3 separate regions of the Homo sapiens genome follow, and all the other regions are linked to region 2. The links are chromatin contacts, found by Hi-C or POLR2A ChIA-PET in ENCODE. All regions are on one chromosome and are shown on one strand. The core of a region is the stretch at or near the end of the contact, and the rest is flanking DNA. Distances in the headings are between cores, read along the strand shown. Region 1 overlaps SBF2 (SET binding factor 2). Region 2 holds the start of SBF2-AS1 (SBF2 antisense RNA 1). Region 3 has its middle 20 kb from the start of IPO7.

Region 1 (3,028 bases), core at 65-2,564, 360 kb before region 2:
TGTACTGTGGTAGATACTGTCAACCAAGTTAAAAGATACAAAGGTTGATTACCTTGATCAAAAACACCTTAGAACTTAATAGTAAAACTAAACAACAACCAAAAAAATACAAACTGTCAGTTCACTGAAGAAACACATATTGCCAGAAACCATGAGAAGCTGCCTGCAATCTCAGTCATAATTTTTTAAAGGCAATCTAAAATAAAAGTGAATGAAGATTTTGGCTATCAGGTTGGCCAAACCATAAAATGTTTCTATAACTAACTATTAGTGTTAGGCTGTTCATATTCACACTTTAATAGTGAGATTCTAATTTGTTATAAGCATATTCATTGGTGTTTCTTGGAATAGCAAAATACTGAAAACCGTCTCAGTAGTCTTGTTGTTAGGTAAATACACCATGTTTGAGAAGTGTAGAAAAGAATGACATTGTTAAGTGAGAAAAGCAAGATGTGGACAAATGTACATTTTTATTTTAAAAAGCTATTATTACATGTGTATGTTTATACCTAGGTCTGAATAATGCAGACAATAAAGCTTATTTATGTTAGTGGAAGTAAGGAAAATATTTTTCTTTTTTTTTTTGTAAGGAAGACTTTATAGTCAAGACTAGGGGAGAGAGATTAAACTCGACTCTGAATACAACAGGAACTAGTGGAGATCTATAACCATTAGGCACTGTTAGGAAGTAGATTTCTCTCTCTTTTTTCAAGTAGGGATAAGTGATTTTAATTTTTGTATTTTTAAAAAGAATTTTAAAAATATGAATACAAAAACTTAAATATCACATTCTCTTGGTAGATTTTTTATTGTCGGGATTTATAAAACTACCCAGATAACAGGGAAATCCTTCAGTTTTTCCTAGTAATGTTAAAGACAGATAAAGTAGAACAAGTGATTAGAGTATACAGTACCTCAAAGTGTCTGTCATAAATAAACTACTTAGAGGAATGAATATTTTGTACTCAAATAAATTGCAAGTATTTGTGAGCTGAACCCTATGTTTCCCTTCTTATTCCTGTTTCTGTTTGTCGAACTCTTCCTCCCTGACTTTCTCTTTCAAAGATGAGCATACATGGATTCATTTCGGTTTTGTAGTGTTTTGTGACACTCTAACCCTGATGTTTCCTTCAGTAGGGAAAATCAGAAGGGTTTTCTATAGTTGAGCCAGGTGATTGGAGTGGTGAAACCAAGCAGGGAGAGGTAAAGCCAAAGTAAGAGCTGCCTGTGTGGTGACTCATGAAATGGTTGAGGTTTGAATAGCTTTTGGCAGAAAGCAGAAGAAAAACGGAGACAAGGTATGGGTGTGTATGTGTGTGTGTAACTACATGCTGTACAAGCTATGCATATTTCTGAGAGCACATACTAATATAATTTAACCTTTGATGACTAAGGCTATTCTATAGAGTTTCAATTCTTGTAATCTACTCTAGTAAATGATGCATACAAGTAATGTGTAAGTGTGCAGGTATGAAGGGCTGACCTAGCCTACTGTGCGTGCTGAGACTCCCGTGTCTCCATCTTCACCCCCAGTGTAAATGCATTTGTTATAAATTGGAAAATGACTAGTTGAATTTGCTAGAATTATGTGTAAACTAATAGTATCTAATAACTGAGTGAGTGTCAAATGATTCTCCTATGAGGAAAATCAAGTGCCTTTTAATAAAGATTTGTGATATCTAATTTTAGTTTTTTATAGTTTGCTTGTTTGGCCTACTTTTAGGACCTTGGCTGTGTGCCACATAATTGAGGGTGTTGAACAAGTGAGATGTTGGAAAAGTCTCATAATTCAAATATTAAGCAAGTTTTTAGGGCCTGTTCTGAGTTCTAGCTGTGCACTCTAAAATACATAAATATATATTAGTCCCCACTTAGCTGAGGAGTATATGTTCGAAGACTCCCACCCTGAAACTGTGGACAGTACCCACTTGATTGCCATCAGTTGGAATACATTTTTATTCCTGTCTTCCACCCACAAATTTAATGCCTTTTTCATCTTAACTAAACACTTACTATATACACTGTAGCTGTAACTTTGGCAGTTTGAGGTGTGACAGCAACATTAGCATGAATTTCTTTTTCCTTCTTCACAATGTCATGGGTAGAAGATTTATTCCTACCATAGATCATAGCAGCCTAAGCATATGATTTTTTTCTTTCCTTATTCACTTGAGAATTTTCACTTTTACACTTAAAGGAAGCACTTTATGGCTTCTCTTTGGCATATCTGAATTGCCAGCATCACTACTCTTGTACTTTGGGGACATTACTAAGTAAAATAAGGGTTACTTGAACACAAACCCTGTAATACTTCAGCAGTCATCATAACCAGGATGGTACTAAGTGAGTAACAGGTGGGCAGATAGCATACACATTGTGGATTCACTGGACAAAGGAGTGATTTCTGTCCGAGGCTGGATGGAGTGGTGACAGATTTCATCACACTATGCAGAATGGTATGAAATTTAAAACTTATGAATTATTTATTTCTAGAATTTTCTGTTTAATATTTTCAGATCTGAAGGCACAGAAAATGAAACTGTGGGTAAAAGAGGACAACTGTAATTTATTCTACAGGTTCCCAAGTAAATGCTTGGCTTGTACAAAAGCATATTTTTATATCAATGTTGGTTGTTTTTGTTTCTAAAAATTGTCAGTCTTAGGTGAAATAGGGGATCAGCTGCTAGTCATATGTAAAATTGGTTTCGAGAATACTAGCCCTGCATACCTCTGCCTTGTAGCTAAGTCTTAAGGCTTTATCCCATCCTCCTTACCATGTGGTGGTGGGAGGGGGATATATCTTTCCTTTAACAGTGTTAAGACTTCATACATAAATGTCCCTGGGAGAAATAAAAAATGTTCCTCAAGTCATATTAAATCCTTTCTTAAGAGCAGAATTGGATTGAAAGAATATAGAAAAAGGAGAGATTGGAGAGATTTCAAAGACAGAAGCAGGCTGTCTTAGATGGAAGAAGCAAACCAGTCTTACTTGAAAGTTTTGTCTCTCATCTAATTGTATTTCAACCAT
Region 2 (3,096 bases), core at 234-2,733:
GACTCAGCTGCACATGGTGACTGGGAGCCTACAGGCCAGCTGTGACTTTATGGCTTTGCTTATTTGCCAAGCCAAACAGTTAGTGTTGGGCGTAAATATTCTATCAGAGTGTGCATGGAATAAGTCCTGAGCTAGGGACCTCCAGCAGGCAGGAGAGACTCAGTAGTCTTGGCCCAGCAGCATCTGTCCCCCGCCTGCCCCCTCCACCGTAGGTATACAGGTCCTACCCTCCCTCCCTCGCCCTCTCCACTCCTGCCTCCTGGAGACTCAGCGAGCTCGTCCCTCATTGACTCTACATCACCCCTCACCCACCGGTCCCAGGTGCACACACGAGACCAGGCCCAGAGGTACAGGGCTGTGGCCTTCGAGCTGCCAGCCCAATCCATTTTTCTACCATACCAAAAACCCCTTCTTTTTCAGCCCTCATGACCGCGTCTTCCTCCAACATCCCAGCCCCGGTCGTAGGCTCGGCAAGCCCGCTCCAGGGCCCACTTCCCATCTCGGCGGCCGCAGACCCGCTGCCTCCCCATCGGCGCGGCCCCATCTTCACCTCTGAGCTCCTTGCCCCTCTCTCCCTGGCTGTCTCTGTCCTTATCTGTCCCAAGTCTATCTTTGTCTCTTCTCGAGCCGGGCTGTCTGCAGCAGAGGCTTCACCAGAGTGGAGGTGCTGACAGAGTGCGGGGTGTGGGGAGGACAATCTGTGTCCCTTCTTGAGCCTTATCGGGAAAACTTAAGTCACTGCTCAGGGCTCAGACTGGAATTTCGCCCTAGATGACCTTGCTGGGTCTGCTGGGGCCTCCGCAGGGACAGCCAGGGTCAAACGAGTCAGGAAACAGGCCCCTGCTTGTGGGCCGCCTGCCCGCCCTCATCCCAACCAGGCCGCCTGCAGCGCCCTCGGCGGGAGACGCCGGGGAGGGGAGAGAAGGGAGGAGACGGGAGGGGCGGCCCCGTCTTGGGCACTCGCAGGGACTGGCGGGAGGCCGTGTGGGGCTGGAATCGTGACCACGGATGCCGCAAGGCCACAGGGCCCTCCTCGGGGTCCCGGCCGGAAATCCTCAGGGGCCCGAGGAGGAGCCGGGGCGGCCACCCGACCACCTCCCCGCGGGCCGCAGGCAGGCGGCGCGCCGTACCCGCCGAGAACGCGGGAAGAGGCCATCGCGTCTGGACACCTGGGCTTCGTCCCAGAGCCGTCACTGCTGTGTCCCCTTGGGCAACTGCCTAGCTCCCTGAGCCTCACTTTTCACACCTGGAACATAGGAAAATTGCGCCCACCTTCTGGGTCGTGGCAGATAAAATGAGTTCACGTCAGGGCTGGCTCTCAGGAGGCGCTCAGTGCTCGTGGCTTTCCTCCCCGGTGGACAGAACCCCGGGGCAGCTCCCCGCGCCCTGACGCCCAGAGCGGAGCGGCCCGGAGCGGAGCGACCACCGCACACTGGACCCGACCCTAGTCGGCCCCGCGCGCCCGGGTCGGGGCTGGAACCTGCGGGCGTGGCGCACGCCTGCCACCTGGCGGCGAAGCCCCCAGGCCGCCCGTCCCGCCCACGGCTGCGCGCGTGCGCAGGCCTGCACCACCCAGTCGCCCCCACCACGCCGCGCCCCGCCTCCCTCGCCCAGGGACTTCCTAGGCCACGCCACGCCGCTCCACCAGCTCAGGGAACCCCCTTGGCCGTGCAGACCTGCGCCACAGGGTCGTTTCCTCCCCTCCTTCCCTCGAAAGCGTATGCATTTCGTTGCCCCTGGAACTGGGGTCATTTCAGGACCTCCCAAGGAGGGTCAGGATGGTGGTATTGGCCTTAGGGGACGCGGGCTCAGGTTGGCGGTTGAACCGCATGTTCCTGTTTCAAACAAACCTAAATGTAGGCCTGGAAGGCTGTGCACTGAAATCCTAGTATTAGGTTGGTGCAAAATTAATTGCGATTTTTGCCATTGTAGGTTGTCTGCAGAGTGAGATTATGGCGAAGCATTTTATTCTTTTTACAAACCTGCTTTTTCTCAGTTTTCCACATTGGGTATGTATTGGTGATAAGGAAAAAAAAACTACAAAAGATATTTTTTGAAAAAAAAAAATCACATGGAGAGAGAGAAAAGGGGACGAATTGGCCTATCAAGGGGGTTTCCGGAAGTTAACTTTCTAGTATCTCTGTTTGCATGTAGACTCCCAGGGTGCCCTGGGAGAAATGGAGAAATGAAGCCCAGGACATGAGGCATTGGGATGGATGGTCCATCTTTCACATGTGCTGGGATTAACTTCCTTTAAGAAAAAAGGAAGGCAAAAGGGTTCCCAGCCTTAGGGTTGGGTGGGGTAGAGGCTCCAAATAAACCAGAAACTCTTGAGTAGAGGTGGTCAGTCATTGCTGTCTGGTTCAAGCGCTGATTGGACCCAAGGGGACCAGATCCAGGATATATTTGAGAACAAGGAATTTATTTCAGAAAGGGGCCACTCAACAGTCAGCATTTACTAAGAACCTGCTTGGTACAGGGTGCTGGAACTACCACAACGAGGCTGCCCCTTCCCTTAAGGAGTTCTGGGCTGACTTTTGGGAAAGTTCATCAGCGGTGACGGGTAGTGAGTGAGGCAGATCAGCAGGAACATTACAAGCCGCAGGAACCGTCAGCTGCTGATAGAGGCCCTGGGAGGTAGAGTGGAGAACAGCTCTGGCCACCACAGCTAATGGCCACCAAGGGAGCGACAGGACCCTTGAGGGGAGAGCAGAGGCTGGAGGTCCTTGGGGTCTACTGGGAGGTGGCAGTCACAGGCCCTTGGGTCCTCTCCACAGCCTTGCTGGAACCTTCCAAAGAGCAGGTGTGACTGGGGAAGTGTGTTGCTGGGCTGTCACCCTCACCTGGGACCTCCTCTGTGCACTCATCCATTCACAGATTTGCCAGCTACCTGCCTTTGCAGGACACCTCAGAAGTTACAGACTTGCCTGTGGAAATGCAGAGAGCACCTGAGGTATTTCCCGGACTCTCCAGTAGTAGCCTTGAATGGCTGACCAACCGCAGTCACCTGCCAGATCTTCTCAGAACCGGCCAGCCCACCAGCGACAGGCCCATTAAGTGGCCTGGCCCAGCCCAGATGGAAAACCCCCTCCACGT
Region 3 (2,852 bases), core at 212-2,711, 390 kb after region 2:
TTGAGGACATGTGCCCAAGGTGGTCAGAGCACAGTTTGGTTTTCTACATTTTAGGGAGACATGAGACATCAATCGACATATATAAGATCAACACGGGTTTGGTCTGGAAATGGGGGCTTTCCAGGTCATAGGTAGATAGGAGACAAATGGTTGCATTCTTTTGAGCTTCCCTCCCTCTCTCTCTCTCTTTCTTTCTTCATATGGAGTTTCCCTCTTTCGCCCAGGCTGGGGAGAAGTGGCCCAATTTCGGCTCACTGCAACCTCTGCTCCCGGGTTCAAGCGATTCTCCTGCCTCAGCCTCCCAAGCAGCTGGGATTACAGGCGCCCGCCACCACGCCCAGCTAATTTATATATTTTTAGTAGAGATAGGGGTTTCTCCATGTTCACCAGGCTGATCTCGAACTCCTGACTTCAGGTGATCCACCCGCCTTGGCCTCCCAAAGTGTTAGGATTACAGGCGTGAGCCACCGTGCCCAGCCTGGATTCTTTTTTTTTTTTAATCTTATTTTTTGAGAGGGAGTCTGGCTCTGTTGCTCAGGCTGGAGCGTAGTGGCTGAGCTCGGCTCACTGCAACCTCCGCCTCCCGAGTTCAAGCGATTCTCCTGCCTCAGCCTCCCGAGTAGCTGGAATTACAGGCGCCCACCAGCATGCCCGGCTAATTTTTGTATTTTTAGTAGAGACGGGATTTCGTTATGTTGGCCAGGCTGGTCTGGAACTCCTAACCTCAAGTGATCCGCCCGCCTCTCCTTCCCAAAGTGCTGGGATTACAGGTGTGAGCCACCGCACCCAGCCTCCAAAAGAGGCAATCAGATAACGCATTTATGTTAGTGAGCAGAGGGGTAACTTTGAATAGAATGGGAGACAGGTTTTCCCTACGCAGTTCCCAGCTTGACTTTTCCCTTTAGCTTAGTGATATGGGGGCCCCAAGATATTTTCCTTTGACGAATTCATCTCGGAAACCAAGATTTATTTTCTTTTGGAATTTTAAAAGTTTTGCTCTTGCATTTAAAAAAAACAGTGCGTGTGTGTTTCGCTTTAATTATTATTTGCTGCATTTTGGAACTGAGTCAGGCAAATCATTTTTGTTCCTAGGCAAGTGCCTTTGATCTTCAAAATCTACCCAGTCTTTGGGGCACTGCTGTCTCCTTTCACAAGGTCCTAATTCCCACTGAAACCAGTCTGTAGTATTTGTGGCTTGGGGCCACTTCAAGATTTCAAATTTCAGCCTCAGACTCCAATCCCCGGGCGGGATCCGGGAGACCCAGCCCCGTGCGGCCCCCGCCGAGCTGGCGGGGATTGCAACGTCGGGATCGTGGCGACGCGCGGGGCCCTGGAGCCCAGGCGCGCGGCCCCAGGCGCGTCAGCCCCTCCCCGCCGGCGTCGCTCGCCGTCGCCTGCGGTGACTCAGCTCTTCCGGTCACCGCCGTCACTGGTGGTTCCCGACTGCAGTGAAGGTGCGGACGCCAAGTCACTGCTCAGTAATGCTGGAGCCGCCGGCGTCCCGGGCCTTCTCCAAATGCGCTGCATTCCTGCCCCCACCATGACTCAGCGGCTTCCGCTCCGGCGTCAGCGGCGCTCCGGCCTCCGCCCGCGAGGCCCTGCTGCCTTCCCACTGCCCCACGGGGGCCACAACGCGCCCGCTTCCGCCCTTAGGTGTCCTTCCAAGCCCCTGAAAAGGTTTGGCAGCTTGATAAAGGATCCCTGAACTCCAGTGTTTAGGCCCTGCAAGGCTCTTCTCTGTACATTGAGGAGCTGAGGCCTCCGCACGGGAAAGTATTCCCCACCCCCCAGCGCAAGGAGGAAGTTAGCCTAAGACTAATTGAGGCAACTGAGGCCTCGGACAGCCGCGGGTCCTGAGAGCCCGATGGACCTACTTTGGAAGTTCAACGTTACCGTTTGCAGATGTGTGACACTCCCCTACTCCTACCCCCACTCCTACCCCCACCCACTTAACAGACATGAGGATTATTCCATGCCACCTTGTTGTTGGCATTGCGTAGCACATGGTAGGAACTCAGCAAATCTCAGCTTTTGTTTGTATTTTCTCTTTCTTTCCTTTTTTTTTTTTTTTTTTTTTTTGAGACGGAGTCTCCCTCTGTCACGAGGCTGGCGCGATCTCGGCTCACCGCAACCTCCCCCTCCTGGGTTCCTCCTGGGTTCAAGCGATTCTCCTGCCTCAGCCTCCTGAGTAGCTGGGACTACAGACGCACGACACCACGCCCAGCTGATTTTTGTATTTTTAGTAGAGACAGGATTTCACAATATTGGCTAGGATGGTCTCGATCTCTTGACCTCGTGATCCGCCTGCCTTGGCCTCCCAAAGTGCTGGGATTACAGGCGACAGCCACCGTGCCTGGCCTGTATTTTCTTTGAAATGCCTTTTAGATGTAGTTCTTCCTCTCCATGGACAGAGTCACCTCAGCAACTTCCTAACTGGTTTTGCCACATTCCCATCCAACTTCACACAATGACCGGGTGCATTTTTATGGCACACTGTATTCTGCAAGTCATTCCTCTGTGCAAGAAAATTTAATACTCTGTTGAATTTTGGTTTGAGTGGAAAGTCCTTTCCCTGGTATTTAAAGCGATCCATCATAGTCCGGCTCCCATCCTTCCCATAAATATTTTAGGCCTGCTCTGCATCCTGTATTGTGGTACTCGGATTCCTGCCCTCCAGAGCTCTGGTGAGGGGAGATAAATACATAATCACGTCGTCATTATACTGTGTAATAAGTGCTCTGATCGAAGTGTGAACAGGACAGAGAGCAACTCAGTGTAATAGAGGGGGAAGAAGAAAGGCTTCACAGAGGAATAAATATATGGGGGAGGGAGATGGCTTGATGGTTGTGAGG

What was found. Hi-C counts contacts between places; a loop is a spot of excess contacts on that map. ChIA-PET counts read pairs that join two places held with the same protein, here RNA polymerase II (POLR2A). Pooled maps may share reads with other maps.
Region 1: a map of mammary epithelial cell shows a loop between it and region 2 (2.6-fold over the local background). The contact joins the enhancer-like site here to the promoter of SBF2-AS1 in region 2. A Hi-C loop is called at or near these places in 2 of 168 maps with a recorded cell type or tissue (IMR-90 and mammary epithelial cell) and 3 of 50 pooled maps.
Region 3: a loop to region 2 is called in a pooled map, with 5 times the contacts of the local background. The contact joins the enhancer-like site here to the promoter of SBF2-AS1 in region 2. A Hi-C loop is called at or near these places in 6 of 50 pooled maps. POLR2A ChIA-PET finds 5 or more read pairs at or near these places in 3 of 52 experiments (B cell, IMR-90 and activated CD4-positive, alpha-beta T cell).

Annotation. Positions count from the first base shown.
Region 1 is chr11:10,121,242-10,124,269 of GRCh38, reverse strand. The region is part of intron 2 of SBF2 (SET binding factor 2); the gene reads left to right. Among named protein-coding and RNA genes, the nearest start is that of SBF2, 170 kb to the left of the region's middle. Within about 2 kb of position 1,314, at least 4 of the 41 ENCODE cell types and tissues checked have a DNase peak (open chromatin) inside an H3K27ac peak, as active enhancers do; they include mammary epithelial cell, where a contact is called at or near this core.
Region 2 is chr11:9,756,680-9,759,775 of GRCh38, reverse strand. SBF2-AS1 (SBF2 antisense RNA 1) reads right to left here and starts at 1,483. Exons shown (of 3, transcript NR_036485.1): 1 at 1,273-1,483. It overlaps LINC02709 (long intergenic non-protein coding RNA 2709), which reads left to right and starts at 243. Exons shown (of 3, transcript NR_033972.1): 1 at 243-347; 2 at 1,933-2,009; 3 at 2,878-3,096. RefSeq lists silencers at 1,034-1,153, 1,274-1,673.
Region 3 is chr11:9,363,085-9,365,936 of GRCh38, reverse strand. No RefSeq gene overlaps it. Among named protein-coding and RNA genes, the nearest start is that of IPO7, 20 kb to the left of the region's middle. RefSeq lists enhancers at 690-1,391, 1,027-2,226 and a silencer at 1,217-1,396. Within about 2 kb of position 1,461, at least 41 of the 41 ENCODE cell types and tissues checked have a DNase peak (open chromatin) inside an H3K27ac peak, as active enhancers do; they include B cell and IMR-90, where a contact is called at or near this core.